2 separate regions of the Mus musculus genome follow, and region 1 is linked to region 2. The links are chromatin loops, found by intact Hi-C in ENCODE. Cell type or tissue: gastrocnemius. All regions are shown on one strand.

Region 1 (8,000 bases), 790 kb before region 2:
GCCCTAGATGTCACCCTTAGAGGACACTGGTTCTGCGCTTGTCAACTTTCAGTCCCTGTAACAAACACTGGAATTAAACAGTTCATATGGAGATGACGGCCCACAGCTCTCCATGACTGGCTGGTCCTGTGGGTTCAAGCCCGTGATGAGGCATTGCACCACTGGGGAAGGCATGTGGCAAAGGATGGAAGACACAAGAAGGAAGAGCGCAGAGTCCCAGGTACCAGGACTGGACTATTAGATTTAAAATGGTGAATTAAATCAAACTCTGTGGGGCTTCTAGTTTCTTCTGTATGTACAGCAAGGGGAAGGCGAGCTGCGTGGAGGAAATGGGGCACGTCACCCGAGGTGAGAGCTCTGGGATACTCACAAGCAGTGCACGACTGTGCGGCCTTCGCCGCCATTGTATTCCTCCTGCCACTTGTCCACCTGGCGTATGAGCTTCAAGAAGGAGCGCTTGGACACGGGCGTGTCCCTGTACATCGGCCAGCCCAGGAACTGGAACTGCTGAACCATCCGATGTCCATCCTGGGGCTGCAGAGGACAAGGGACCAATCAGGGAGTGGAGGAAGAGGCCTGACTTACCTTACTGGGTTGGGGGGGCTGACTCCGCCCACTTGATCTTCCCTGACTCCTCCTACTTGGTTTTCCCATCAGGGCAAGGCATTAGTTACTAGGGAGACTCAAGCCAGTGCATAACAAAGGGTGATTCTGCAGGCCTGGAGAGTTATGACTTTAATCTCCAGTGGTTATAAAGATCCAGGTGTTTTAAATGACAGGGCATCGTAAACCAGAGTAGAGCAGAATGCTTACATTTTGCAAAAGCCCAGAGAAAAATAGCAACAAGATTAACCATGCTGTGTATTGTGTGGAAAAATGTCTTCACTTTAATTACAAGTAAATTAAAGGTAAGGGATAAATTATAACCTGGAAATGTTTGTGAGTTCAGTGCGATGTGGATTCTGCCCTGTTTTCTATATAATATGGCTTTGCTTAATGATGCAGCTTTCGGTGAGCGATCAATCTTTAATTAATCAGTGCATATAATTAAACAGGATTATAGAAATTAAAAAGCATTGCTGGCTTCAGCTTCGGAAGGACCCTCTTGGCACAGGTAGGTCTCTCAGGTACGCTGGTCAGCTCTTACCCCACCTCTGCCTCAGTCTCCACTCTTCCCAGACCTGGGCTGACAGAGCCTCTGGCCTTCAGATCTAGAGTTTTCCGTTTCCCTCTGGATATCATTGGTGGATACCAGTCAGTCACCATTTAGAGCTCTTTCCTGAATGACACCCTCATGTACTCAAAAGCCAACCTCAGGGATCAATCGTCCTCCCACACCTACTGTGTTCCAAATTGAGCTTAGTTTCTTACTGCCTCCCATGTCTGTTTTTCCCACAGGCCAAACAACCCCAGCTAATGATGATCCTGCCACTTCTTCTTGGGATCCATTTCTTGAGAGTCACCTTGACTGTCTGGGATCCACCCTCAGGATCAAGCAGGCTCTCTCCACTGCTTATATCTCCAATGCCACCACTCCTGTCCTGCCACTGTCACCTGTCATCTGGGTCCTTCTCACGGCTGTCTGGACTGTCTCTCAGAATCTGATCTCAAGGCAGAAACCAGAGAGTCCATTTCCAGATGTAGATGGTTAGGTGGCACACTTCTCCTGGAAACCTGTAGTGGCTTCATTGCTTTCATGCAAGAGCTGGCTGGCTAGCAGTGGCAGGGAAGGCCCTGCAGATTCCTGTGCCTCAACCCTCAGCGCCTCCTGTCTTAGCTCACTTGTCTCCAGACACAGCAGTGTCCTAGTGTGTCTGGAACGCAACAGGTTCTGCCCCTCCACAGAGCCCCTTTGTGGCCACTTCCTGCCTGAGAGCTGTCTTTCTAGAGCGCTCCTGGCCACTCCCTCCCTTTCTCAGTGTCTGCTCACATGGCATGCCCATTGCAAATGAGAACAAATGATCCCTTTGCTGCGTAACCTGGCACTCTTTTTCCCTTTAAGATTTACCGCTTTCTGGCACACCATAATTCCGTTATGCCTGTTATTCGTTGCCTTCTGATAGAGGTTCTTTGTTTTAGTCAAGACCCTTTCCTGGGGCCCATCTTTGCAATCCTTTGTAAAACTCATTTTTTTTTTTTACAACCCCCATTCTGTCAGTTTAGCAAGTGTCTTGCCCTCCAATAAGGGACCACTCCATATCTGATCAAGTTCTTTAGCTTCCACCGTGCCTTAGTGATGTTGCTCCCTGGCCCATCTTCAGCAAGACCCTCTTGTCTCCACCTACTGACTATCATCTGTTCTAGAATAGACTCACGCCCTTGCTGGGATCAGGGAGCATTTGCCACTTTGTTACAGTGTTAAACAAGTAGCATTTGCCACTTAGTGACAGTGTCTAACAAAGTCTTTCTTATTGTGCTTTACCTTGTTAAAAACTCTCTTTAACAAGCTTCCTCTTAGCATATAAGCCCCATAAGGCCTGGGATTTGTTTTGTTGACCGAGAAGTTCCAACCCCCTAGAACAGAGCCTGCTATTGATAGATTAGACATGCCAACACCATGCAGGTAAGATGAAAGTGGAAACCCAGTTCAAGCACGGTTGGCTTGGCTCTTACTCTGGAGGCGTTGTAAATCCTGAAAATTCTGCTGATGATGTCTTCTTCTAAGTCTGCAGACACGAATTCCACCTGGATGGGGCCATGTCTGTGCACTCCATTTTCTGGCCAGTACTGTGGACACAGCTGAACCCAGAATACAACAAGAAGTGTAATTACAAAGGTGACTGGACGGCAGTTTGGATATGATCAGCATTGACAAAATTATTTGAGCTCCAATTCTTTTATTCTACTACTCTGGTTGTTTTCTCAAAAAGTGTGTGTTAGCCAGGTGCACTTGGGCTTCCTGAAGATCTTTGTAACATGGAATCCCTTTGCAAGGTCTCACTCATGCTAAAAGGAATATGTGTCTAGGCCCCAAGAAGATGACTCCAGACTCCACTATAATGATGACACTTAGGCAAACATGAGTACCTGGAAAGACTCATGCTCTTCCAAGGGATTGCTGGAACATGTTAATTCCGGATAACTGGCAAATGCTGGGTGTATCAACACATTCTGTTAAAGCTAATTGATGTTCCATTAAAAAGAGGATTCATGGGAGGGTCAGATTTCTCTTTTGATGACGTTGACTTTTGAAATGACCTAAATTGTCACTGTCACGTGGTAAAATGTGATTTATATATTCAAGATCACAAGATAAATTCTCGGTTAACAGTGAAAAATATCCTCTTTTTTCTCCCTCTTTATCCATGATAAATCTTTAATCCTTGTTAAAGATTAAGAGGGTAAGTAGGGTAGCCGAGACTATTCTTTACATTAGCTACGCCTGCTGGATTTAGAAATTACATTTATTTATTTATTTATTTATTTTTGAATAATGCTTCCATGGGATTTTTTTTCTTCCTCACCAGCATTTCCTAGCGACAGGTTATTAAACTTGCCTTGTCAAACAATGGTATGTAGATGTTTATTTCCCTTTTGATTCCCAAGGGTGCCCACTGTTCACACAGGCATGATGACCAAGAGCTGAGATGGCAGTAAAAGCCATAACAAACACTTTTAAACTGTTCTGCCCATTCCTCAGTGGACAGAGCAGGCTTTGCTCTCTGTTGATATTTTTCCCAGTTCAAGCAACTGATCAAATGCTTGTCATTTACACTGCAGAAATATGAATGGCCCGGGCTGGCATCTAGCTCTTGGCACACTGTGTCCTACATTCTGCCTGAGGAAACCATGTAGAAAATGGCTTAAATGGTGCATAACACATCCATGAGCTGGTCCGATAAATACTTAAAACAGTCGAGTGGGAGCTTCGGACGCTTATGACGCTCCGGAGTTCCAGCTTCCAGTTTAGCGTTTGCTAAAAGACAAGAGTCCCAGAAGCCTTTCTAGCCCCGCTCTGGAAATCAGCTCTATCTGCTGAATAGAATTGGGAGTCTCTTTGTCTCTCCGTCTGCCAGTCAGCTAAGACTTGGTTTGAGTCCAGACGGTTTGCTTTAGAATTTGGCTTTGGCATTCAGACACGGATGCTCAGGGAGCACCCCGGAGTCCGTGACATCTTGGTCACCCGTAGTTTATCCATATGCACGTCCCATCAGGAACGGGGTACACTTCTCCTAGCCTGTGTCTGGCTCTTAGATTGGTGAAACCTGACTGTGGCCTAGAACTTAGAATGACAGGTTTGGTTCCATTTGAAACTGGCGGGGCTTTCACAGACAGTGACAATCTGTTCTGCGAGTGGGGAGGAGGGAGGAAGAATTCTAAAACGTTGACACGAAGCCAAAAGGAGTGGAGAAGAACAAGGGCTGTCATTATTATTTCATCAGCTAGCTTTCAAGTGAGAGCCTCAGTCACATAATACGGTGCCTTCAATGTAATTAAAAACCCTAGCCGCATACGGAGCATTAGCAGCATCAGGCCACGTTTTGGGAAGGAGACATCTTGTCCTGTTTACATGCTGAAATACTCCAGGAGCCTCCACCAGCACCCCTGCCCTATCTAAAACAGCAGTTTCTCTACTGGATAGAAAAACGAATTTGGTGTTCAAATAAGTTCACTCTTAATATGCACTAAGCTTGAGGTTTCCCTAAGGCCCTCTGTCATGGCAGCGAAGCCTGTGCTGAGAATCGATTCTGCTCCCAAAGGGCCTTGGGACTCTCCTGACCCCTCCAAGAAAATTCTGTCACCCAGCTCAGTAGTGTGGCTTTCTGCCTCCTCCTCACTGTGGGAGGGGCCACCTGAGAACCTCCCTGAGCTGCTGAGTTTACATCCAGTTCCCAGGGTTGCTTCTTTTATGATTGCTGCCGGTCTTTAAACCTTCACTATCTGGCCACCATGTTGCCTCCCTCTTGCAGGCCCCAGCTGAGCACTTCCAAGAAGCACAGGTGCCTAAAAACATGAGATCCAGGCCTGTCCCATCTCCGCTGGTTGGCTCGCTCTTTTTAGCTGTGCAATGTGTGGTCCCCATCTGTGCCCCTGTCTTTCTTCTTCCAGTATCCTATGCTTTCAGTCTGTCTGCTTGCTTCTCACCGACTGTCTTCTACAGCTCTAATGCTTATTTGTAAACCCTTGTGTTTCCAAATCTTTGCCGGGCCATGGGCACGGGCCGTGGGGCTTGCACATCTTATACAAACAAAGCACAAGCAGACTTGACTCTCTGACTTGAGGTCTGCCTGAAGGAGTCCCTGGACTCACCTGGGCAGGATCCACATCGTTCAGCATAACTACGGATGTGCAGTGGTAATCCAAGACCAGTCGCCAGAAGTCTTTGACGGTGTTTGGCAAAGGATGCTGGGTGACTATAAATGCTGAAGGCTGTTTATAGCTCTGCAGACACGAAGAGAAAGATCCAGATATAAACAGCACAACGTGAGGGGAGGCAGTGGAGATATTTTGTGCATGTGGAGATGTGCGGCAAAACGCATCCGATGTGTTTAGTACTTGTTTGGCTCTATCATCCTTGTCAACTCCAAAATGGACTAAAAATAAACTTTTCTGTGAAACTATGATGAATCATTCTCACTTTGATATCATGGGAACTTCACATTTATTTCTTACCATTTTGTTTTATACTTCTGACGGGCAATGTATTGGCTCTCTCTATTAATAATTTTAGGGGAGGGTGTTTCACTTTACTTTAAAAACTAAGTACCATGAAAACAGTTCTTTCTCAAACTTGCTGGTTTGTTGTTTATCTGGGCGACTCGGTTGCTTATTCCTGCCATGAAAGATATGCACGCTTTTGTTAGCTCTGGGAGCTTTAAACAAGCTTAAGCCCCTTTTATGATATCACACCAGCGGAATTAAAATTTACACATTAGCACTGAAAATATCCGTTTACTTTCTTGTCAGTTGAATAGCAAGAAGTAAACAGACTGGCAGGAAGCGATGAGTTGTGTTTCCTTCCCATGTTAATTACCACCTAAATTAGGAAGAAAGAGAACTAAATAATGCTGTCTGTCACCGTATCCCCTTTCCCCGCCAGATACCTTAACAGCTGCCCCTTGCTTTCTGGCCGGTAGGCTAAAAACCTGACAGTGTGGCATAGGTGATCTTTGTGTCTGAGCACTTCAGACAGGTGGATAGTTGGCTTGTGAAGCAGTAACTGCTGCTCCTCACCAAACCACACACTGGAATGCTAACTCTGTTTTTGTTGTTGGATGTGATAGCTTGCCTCTGGAAAGGCTCAGGGGGCAGATAAGTGAGATAAGGGTTCCCTGTGTCCCCGGGGCTCTGTCTCGGGGACATGCGTTGTCTATTTCCTTCCCATGTGTCCCCAGTGCCTTACGTCCATTAGGGCTGCATTGATGTAGTTGCTGCTCTCTCCATCGATGGTGATGAGGAAGGGCAGGCAGCGGTCCGGAGGCAGGATGTCCATGCAGCGATTTTTCTCGTGGTTCCGGGGTAGGAGTGCGATGCTGCAGTCCTCCACACGCAGCGTGGGGGTCACCATGTTGAGAGTCTGTGGGATAAATGGGAAAGGTGAGATCTCCCAGCTCCAGTCAGGTCTCCACAGGTGGCTGATTTCCTGCTTCCCCATGACTCCATAGCATGAATACACTTTGAAAACACTGTATTGTACCCCATAAACAAGTGCAGTTATAATGTGCCAACTGAAAAATGTGATACAACTGAGAGACTCCTTAGGAAGTGTGGGCTGATAAGATGGTCCAGAAAGGAGCTAAGGGCAAGTCGATTCTCTAAAAGGCATATAAGGTAGGCTCAGCTGGCTGAAATCTACAGGCTCCATTTTCTCTTTCCCTCGTTGAGTTTTGTCTACACACAGCACATAGCAGCCAGAGGCAGAGGCTAAGGGTCCTTGCAGATCCATAGAATACAGCACCCGTAGCTCTGACTAGAGCAGGTTACTGAAAATCTTGGAGGCCAGAAGTTGGAGAGGATTTGGTCTAGAGTTAGGTACAGTTAGATAAAACCTGAACATAAGTAACTTTTACCTAAATGAAGATTTAGGCACATGGAGTGTCCTGCAAAGCCATGTCCATGGTTGGGCTGCACCCATGCTTCGTTATACTGTGAATCAAGTGTCCTGATCTTGGAACTGGTTGGTGGCTATCTGACATGCAGATGACACCGCTAGACTAGAGACTGTGAAGCCAAGTAGTTCTGGCCCTGGAGGGGTTTGGCCTGGTGCTGCTACAGACATTTTGAAAGCAGAGCCAGGGTCAATGCTAAACACCCTATTGGCCACACAGGAAAGTCATCCAGCCTCAACTGTCACTAGTCCCTAGGTGAGAAGCTCTTGTTGATTCAAAGGAGGGCCTAAGAGCTTACTTTAAGGAGTTTTCCTAAAGAGGGAAAGCCATAGCCTTCCAATCTCCCTGCCCCACCCTGCCTGGCTCCCCGATTACCCGGAATTCCTCTTTAATTTGGCTTGAGTTTGTCTGTGGGTCCAGTTTGTTCATGTCATAGTAGAGAGACCTGACTTGGGAGGCAGGGATGGAGGTGTCTCCACAAAGACAGGCTTCCAGGATCGCATCATGGATAAAGACGTACTGCTCCTGAAGAGGCAAGATGGACTTAGTTAGTGATGGGGAAGAACTGAAGATGAACCCAGAGGGCTAGAGAAGGCAGGGGTAGTGTTCTGTAACCCAGCTGATAGGAGCAGCCCATCCACAACAGAGAAGCATCAGGAGGCCCGTGTGCCAGGGCACTGGGCTGTCCAGCTTTATCAAGAATATCCCACAGACCAATTACAGCGGGTGGGACAGTAGCCAAAACACCTCTCGAGTTCCAATCCCATGAATTTGGAACCCAAATTCAGATGGGGAGTGAGCATGATTTTGGTTGACGTTGGAAGAATTTCCTAATCAAGTTCACAATATAAAAATGGTTCAGGGAAACTCAACCACGCTCCGGAGACAGTTGCAATTGTTAGTTATTTCAAACCGTTAGTTAATGGTTCTAGTTCTGATAATTATCAAAGT
Region 2 (8,000 bases):
CCAGCGTGTAGTGTCATGTCTGAGGCAGTGAATGGAGTCAATGTTGATACGGGCTCAACTGACTCCTCCTTGGCTACCTCTGGCTCACCCCATTGTCTGCCTCAAGAGTCACAGAGCCAAGTCCTGTGAAAGCGACCCAACACCCAACACAGTGTCCTCCCTCCTCCCATGGGTGCTGGGATGACCAAAGTGTCTGACTGCTTTTCTAGAGCATTGTGGCTTCACTGTCGCTAATCTCCTTCACATTTAAGATTGCATGCACAGTTATGCTAATTAGCAGAGAGTCATAAGCTCAGGATTTGGAAGAAATTGAACTAATCTGAAGTGATATAGATGGAGTAAGAAATGAGAACTTGACTGTAGACGGAGGCCATGTTTCCCAGGCACTGCCGTTCTGTCTATAGCTAGGGGGTAAACTGCAGGCAAGCAGCCATGTTAGTTTTCAAGCTATTGGGAAGGCGCGGGCAATGACAACGTACACACAGCATGTCTATCTCATGCATAAAAATCTAGAGCATTTGTCTAGATAAGCACATGAAAACACACGGACATACTGATGTATTACATTACTGACTTGGTAGACACTTGGCTATTTGAAGGCAACCTGTGTTAATGTAGGTTTGTTAGAGATGGCTCAGTTGTTAAGAGTGCTGGCTGTTCTTCCATAGGACTCGGGTTCGATTCTCAGCACTCACACGGCTGCTCACTTATCTGTAACTCTAGTCCCAGTGGATCAGACTCCCTTTGCTGGCCTCCACACTTTGTATATATGGTACACAGCCATGCATGCAAGCAAAACACCCATACACATACATTGAAGACAAAATGAATTTTACATGATGTTATTTTATATAGTTTAAACAAATTTGTTCTTAGACAGTTTTGAACGTGTACACAGTGTGTACAGTGTGTGCAGACCACTCTGGGCCCCACTCCCTCTCATCCCTCTCCTCCCCCCTCTGCAGCTAACTTTTCCGGATGCTATAGCTTCAGTGCCTTATAAAGGAGATAAGGAATACATACGACCTAGAGAGTTGCTGAACTGACATAATGAACAGTGTGCTTGCTGTTTAAAATCACTTTTGTAGTCTAAATTCTTAATAGCTGAGACTTAAATGCCTGCAAGTGTCATATTTCCAAAGTTAGATGCTATAAGGGGCATTAGTAGAAAATGCACACAGAATCATCACTGCAAAAGCTCAGGCACTTCTCTGCTTGGTCTTTCCCTCTTGTTAGTGTTCTTTTTCTGAAGAAAGCGGGCGCTCTCAGCTTCACGTTTCACCATACGGACTCTGGGATGGTTCAGAGATTAAAGGTGTTGACTGTCAAGCTGGAAGACCTGAGTTCAATCCTAAGGAGCTACACGCTAGAAGGAGCAAACTGTCCACACTGTTGTCTGTGTAAACACACATGCACGTCTACATTCACAGGCATAGAGACACACATGCGCAGAGACACACACAGAGACACAGACACACACATGGACACACACAAACACATGGACACACACAAGCAGAGAAACACACACAAAATAAGTATGCAATAAATGTCACTCTTAAGTCACATTGAGACTGTTTGAAAACGGCTATGCTGAGTGGATTTCAAGTCCTTTTCTGTGCTGCTTCTATCTGCTAAAGCCAGTTGGAGAAAATGATGATTTTTTTTTTTTTGTTCTCCATTGCTTTCAAAAAGCCTTGCTAAATAAAAGTGACCTAGCCAGTGCTTTAAAATATTGGAGTCTTTTTAAAAAAGTAAACCTAACACTTCCTTTTGAAAAACAGTGTTTTCCAGCAAGAAGCAGGCATTAATGTTGTTTACTTTTTATGCATTTGCCTCTTAATTCTCAAAGTAAGACAGTGACAGAGTCATTAAAATAAAGGTTTAAAAGGAGCCAGCAACGACAATTGAACTAATGCTCTCAGTAGCCCAACCCAGGTTAATGGATCTCTTCTCTGTACGCGCTGTTGAAAGCCATGAAACATCTCATTTATAAATCTCATGTTTTTTTTTTTTTTTTTTTTTTTTCATTATGAGCTTAGCTCAGCTTGTAACAACTCTGCTCACTGGTATTTTCAAGATCCTCACTGCTGGTCATGGGGCTGAGAATGGAAGAGAATTTCAGGGTACATGCCCACCCCCTCACTGTCCACGAAGTGGAAGAGAAGAAGAGTGGACCTTGAACAGAAGGGACAGTGTATCTGGAAACACAGTCATGGTCCAGGGTCCTCTCATCCTGAACTCCTCAGCACAGTGTGTGCACACAGGTGCCAGGCTCCTCTGCATCAATCCATTGTCAGGCTGCCATTTTTGTACAGTGTGTCTAAGAAGTGGGTCTCTCTTCCCCATAGATCTTTGTCCTCAAATGCTCAGACTCCCCACTTGCCTTCGGCCCTGCCTGTTCCTAACTGGCGTGCTGCATATGCAAAAGACGTTCCTGGGAAGATGCTAGGCTCCTCCCTAACCTCGTGTGGGGAAGGTAGTACCTGTGAATGATACAGGGCTGGGTCCATCAACACAGCTCTCAACTCCTCATGAGAACAGGAAGAAAACACTTTGGACTTATGAGGAAACCTGTGGGGGAGCAAATAGCATGGCATCTGCAAGGTAGATAGAGAGCTGACAGAGATGGTCAGGGTGCTGTGTGTGTCAGAATGTATGCTGCTGCTCACTTCAAATACATCAAGGGGGGTGGGGTGGTGGTGGTTTTGTCTGTTTTTCTCTTGTAGTCTGGGGGTGGAAGCCAAGGCCTTGTACACGCTAAACAAGCTCTCCATCACTAAACCATCCCCCATGCTCCTTTTACTTTCAATTTCAAGGTCACACTGAGCTGTCCAAGCTGACCTTGAACTCACTCTCAAGCCCATGCAGGGCTTTACCAAACTCAGTCCTCCTGCCTCAGCCTCTAAAAGACCTTGGCATCCAGGCCTGGCTATGAATGATTCTTAATAAAGACGTGCTTTTAACCATCAGTGCTGGGGGGCGGGACTGGGAGGTACAGCTCAGCGGTAGAACCTGGGCTTCCAGAGCAGGGCGCACACAAACAGAAAATCCCCTTCTTAAAATAAAACGGTGCAGGGAAACTGGCTATGACGGGAATCAGATGATAACCACCTCTAAATGAGTGGATCTCTTGTTTGCCAGTAGAATAGTTAGCTCCTAATAGTGTTTTGTGCAGTTTTAAAAGAATCCTCATAAGGCAGTTTTAAGAGTACAAAGCCACCTACCTACATGAGAGGCAAAAAGGATTTGAGTAACAGCACATTTTATAAGACTGTAAGGGAAGTGAAGAGTCTACCCTTCTCTCAGGAAAGGACTGGAAACCCATCTTCTACGTGTAAGACAAAAGTGGAGGGTCTCTTACCTGTGTGCTGACTGGAGGCTCTATCCCAGCTTCCAGAAAAAAAAAAGAATTACATCTTTAAAAGCTGACTATTTTCTTTTACCTACTTATTTCCTATCAACTTGATATCTAAAAACATCTAAGGTGTGCAATGGTCTCTTTTTCAAACTGTAGCATTGACCAACTATCATAAGCCCACAAATTAATGTCTGTCTTTAAGTCTGTGTCCCTGAGTTTCCAGGGATGTGTCCCACCCCAGGGCTCCGTTTTCAGTTTTCACGGATGCCTAAAGCATTTGAGCCTGACACTGCCTGCTGGCCTAAAGGTCAGGCTGGATGTAGAAAGCACAGCTGAGGGGGCTGTGCCTGTGTGGATAGCACTTCTCTGCTGCTAGACTGCAAAGTGGAAGAACCTGTAGACTAATTCTCCACAGATTCAATTAATGGATGGAATTTCACACAGCAAACAGAAAGACCTGTTATTCCCTCTGCAAACTCAGTGGAGTCTTGAAATAACAGAGTGCGGCGCCCTCTGGGGAAGGCACTGTGCATAGCAGGAGCAGCCCCATTGTGACAAGAAGCAGCTGGAAGCTCCTAGAAAGGTCTCTGACCTGACTCCTACCTAGTAAACAGAGCTGTCATCTCACAAGCCCTACTGACCTCAGCCCCTCCCTCTTGAGATGTGCAGCTTCACAATCTTTTTTCTTTTTCTCTTCACTCTTTTCTCTTCCTCTCCCTTGGAAGTTCTCTTGTTTGTAAGTGTGGCCCCGGGAGAATGAAGGATGCAAGTAATTTAATGACCAGAAATTAGGAAAACACTTTGGAGTTCCTTTCTTAAGTCTTTTCCCCCAGGGTTTTCATTGATTCTTGGTGTAAACGGCCTATCTCCCCCACCCCCTTTCGACCTGTTGTAATTTCATAAAATAAATATATGTTTTATGCTTTTTTTTTCCCTCTATGAGTCTGTATTTCATCCATGTGTACAATGAAGGAAAATCATCAGGAGCCTGTTTGATGGTGGACTGGAGACCAGAGGGCAACCAGGTGACCGGATCAATGCACCATGACACACTTTACAACCCAACATGCCTTTTTTTTTTTCTACTGGAAGCTAAGAGGGACAGGGTGCTGCTGAGACAGGTACGTGGCTGCTGAAAGCAGACTGCATGGGTGTTAATTCAATGCCCCCCACTTCCTGGGGGCAGCCTTGGACGAGGCTTTGCTTGTGGAGGACAGTGCAATGTCTATGGTGCACAGCTAAAACACTGCCCAGCGGCTGGAAGCGCATCAGAAACCAATGATGACGTGTGAGCAGCTCTAACCGGAAAACGGCTGGGTTGGCATTTTCAGAACGTTGCTTCCGCTTTCTGTTCTCTATATATTATGGCGCTGGTGCAGCACCCAAGGGCCTGGGGTAGCTAAGGGAAGCAGTCTCCACGTATACTCTCAGCCCTTACATCATAACATCTGGGAACATTTTCCATTTTGTGACTCTACTAGCTAGAAGCAAGGTTTATGATTTTATTACAGGAATCTGCATATCGCAGCATGGATAAACACAAAAAGAAATCTGTGTCATCTGAAGAAGCCATGAGCCTGAGGGAGCAACACAGATTTGCGGTGTCAGAAATGGTTGTGGAAACAAACAAACAAACAAACAAACAAACAAAAATATCACAGCCACCTTTGCAGCCTGACCTGGAACTAGAAGTATCTGAAAGTTTAAATTAATTAAGTCAATTAAAGTGATCTAATTTGTTAAATTTAAATAATTTAATGGTTGGTTAATAAGTTTTAATTAATCACTTTAATTTGAAATAAGTCAGGAATAAAAACATCAAACAACTAATGTTTTTGATAGTAAAATGATGTGGTTTTTATCCTGTCGTCTGGAACAAACCAGAATTTCGATCAGGTGGCTTGGTCTAAGGATTGCCTATTAACTGACAACTCCTTACTCTTCGAGGAATCTCAGCTGAAAATGAAATAGAGTTAGAAGCAGACACTGAAATCTAGAAGAGTAGGGATGGCGCTGGCCTAGGGGAGCATCAGTGGTTTAAGCCTAAGGAGAGGATACACTTAGTGTGTGGTGAAAGGCTGCTTGAGTAGGCGGGTCTTGGAGAGCAAGGCTTGTGATTGGCACAGGGTAGAGGAGAGTCCCACCTACCTGCCCCACCTACCCAGCGACAAATAGGATGAAACTAAAGGCGGACTCCTGCACATGAGAGAGCATGTGTAGGAAGCATATGTGTGTATGGATCAGGCGCCTGTGTGTGGCCCAGTGCTTATGCACAAGGCTGGAAGAGGAAGAAGGGTGTCCTATATCAGTCTCTGCCTTGTTTTTTTGAGGCAGAGTCTCTTACTGAACCAGAGCCTGCATTTTCTAGTGGGGCTGGCAGCCAGCAAGCCCCAGGGAGCCGGCGCTGGAGTTTCAGGTGTGTTCATGACTACCCCTAGATTTTCTGTAGGTTCAGGGACCTGAATTCAACACCTCCTCTTGACTGCCGAGCCATCTCTCCAGAACTGCCTGTCTAGGTTTGTTTCGTTTTGATTCCTTGAAAAATAATTTACAATTCGTTGAAAGTTTGGAAATTTAGGGCTGTTTTGTTTTTGCCTTGCAGGGGGGAAAAAACCCCAAAGCAAATATGACTTGAAGTTTGCAAAATAGTCTCCACGGACAGAGAATGAATGAGCACAGGGAGAGATCCAGCAGGTACCCCGCAGTGCGCAACTTGAGCTCAGGGCTCTGGTGCTGTCTTAACTCTGTGACACAGTCTCAACTTTCTGCTGAGAGGCAGCCATCAGAGTGCCCACTGGGTGCTCCCTGTGTGACCTGCACTAGGCCAGGTGCTCTCTATTTAAAGGTTTCCCTAAGCCTCATGGCCACTCAACACAGGGTTCCGGTTTCATCCCCGTTTAGAAAAGGATACTCTGATTGACAGGCGGGCCAGGGAAAGTCCCCAAAGGAAAGTCATTGAAGGTGTTGGGATTTGAGCTCATTTCCACAGAGAAACGTGGCCTTCTCCTCTAAGTCACATAGGGACTCTATCTATATGGGGGGATGGGGGGACAACCACATAAGTAAAAAAGAAAAGCATAAAAATATCACGCAAAGCCTAAGCCACCTTTCCAGTTTGTAGCAGCAGCTGACGAGATGCTAATTATATGCTAGCTGAAAACAATTAAGATTTCTCTCAGAGAGTGGAAGGCATTATCGTTTAAATATGTTCATTCAAATATTTTCACACGTTTTTATGGGCCTGGGGTAGCTTATTTAAAATCAAATAAATAATTAACATTGTGAGAACTTGAATGCTGACCAATGTGGATCGATTTCGAAACCATCCCTTGGAGTGAGATAGAGGAGCAAGCTACAGAATGTGACATGATGCCATGGCTTGAATCTCAAAGGTGCCCTCCTCTGCTCCTGTTTTATAAACACTTGTTCCCAGCTGGCACACTAATTTTTTGGGGGAGAGATGGGACCTAAATGGGAGAAGTAGGCCTTTGAAGGTGTTATCCGATCCTGGTTCCCCAAAATCTGTCTCCTGTTCCACCCTAATGTGAACAGCCTCATACTTCGGCTGCGATGACTCAAGCTGCCTTTTCCACACCTTCACAGCCGCAAACCTTTCCTCTCTTCGGCTGCTCTATCTGGTGTGTCATGGTCATGGTGACTCAAAGGGAACTGATACACAGTTATTTATCATTTGGTCTAATCTTCAAACTACAGAGTCCTTCTGTGGATCACGTAGGAATAAACGCACATTTAGAAAAGTCATGAAACCGCAGCTCAGGTTGTTATACGTCAACGGCTGGCTGCTCTGACGACCCCCAGAGTGCCAGTGGCTCAAAGAATAAAGGATCGCTTGTTCTCCCGTTGCGGTTGCCTGTGGATGTTTCCGGTTCCGGTGGCCATTCCAAGATCTCAGCTCTTTCTGTCTTATGGCTCTTGGCTTCCATCTCTTCAGATGGCGACTGGAAGAAGGCCCAAGGGACAGAATCTGATCTGTGACTATTTGGGCAAAAGAAGTGACATTGCCAAGTGCACCCTGGGCCACGTGGCAAGGATGAAACCTTCAGGCCATATCAAACCGCCGGGAAGACTAGAACCTAGGAAGTAGCATATTGAGCCCCAGAAGAAATAGTCCATCGGTGCTGATAAGTCTCCAGACGGGATGGCACACAGGAATCCCTGGTAGCTGCTCTGGTGCTCAGGGGAAAAGTCGCCAGGGCCATGTTGCCGATCTCATATCTTAAAAGTTGAATGGAGGGCACATATGACTTAATTAGGCCACTCTCCATTTTCTCCCTCTTGACAGGCTCAACAGCTTCATAGAGAAGAAATGTGGAGGCCAAAGCTTGTATCATGCTTCATGTTACCCAGTCTTCGATCTTCAACTAAACCAGGGCCGACCAATGAAGGCACGGTGAGTTTGCAATGTTCCTTATGATATCGCCTGTTTAGCTGATAGTGACAAAAAGAGGAGGAGAGGAAGTGACAGAGACTGCAGATGGCCCCCGAAGCTTAAAATATTTATATCTGGCCCGTAGAAAAGACTTGTCTGCCACTTTGCTCAAATTAAAGAAAACGTGGCTTGCTATCCAAAAACCATATGTCAGAACTTGCTAGGTGGCGGGGCGCCGTGCTCACATCAGAT

Evidence for each region. A loop is a pair of places that touch in the nucleus more often than their neighbours do. Peaks named below come from ENCODE experiments on the same cell type or tissue, not always from the same donor. Only the 100,000 strongest peaks of a DNase experiment are listed, where the experiment ranks them.
Region 1: a loop joins it to region 2, with 8 times the contacts of the local background. A loop is called at or near these places in 11 of 42 quality-filtered maps.

The regions. Positions count from the first base shown.
Region 1 is chr17:66,683,001-66,691,000 of GRCm38, forward strand. It overlaps Ptprm (protein tyrosine phosphatase, receptor type, M), which reads right to left. Exons shown (of 31, transcript NM_008984.2): 25 at 7,425-7,574; 26 at 6,344-6,517; 27 at 5,251-5,382; 28 at 2,614-2,739; 29 at 371-534. Among named protein-coding and RNA genes, the nearest start is that of 1700016K05Rik, 27 kb to the right of the region's middle. In gastrocnemius, no CTCF peak of the experiment used is centred here; DNase peaks (open chromatin) are centred at 3,780, 4,122, 4,735 and 7,770.
Region 2 is chr17:67,469,477-67,477,476 of GRCm38, forward strand. No RefSeq gene overlaps it. Among named protein-coding and RNA genes, the nearest start is that of Gm36152, 110 kb to the left of the region's middle. In gastrocnemius, a CTCF peak has its summit at 3,873; a DNase peak (open chromatin) is centred at 3,879; H3K4me3 peaks cover 749 bases; H3K27ac peaks cover 2,468 bases.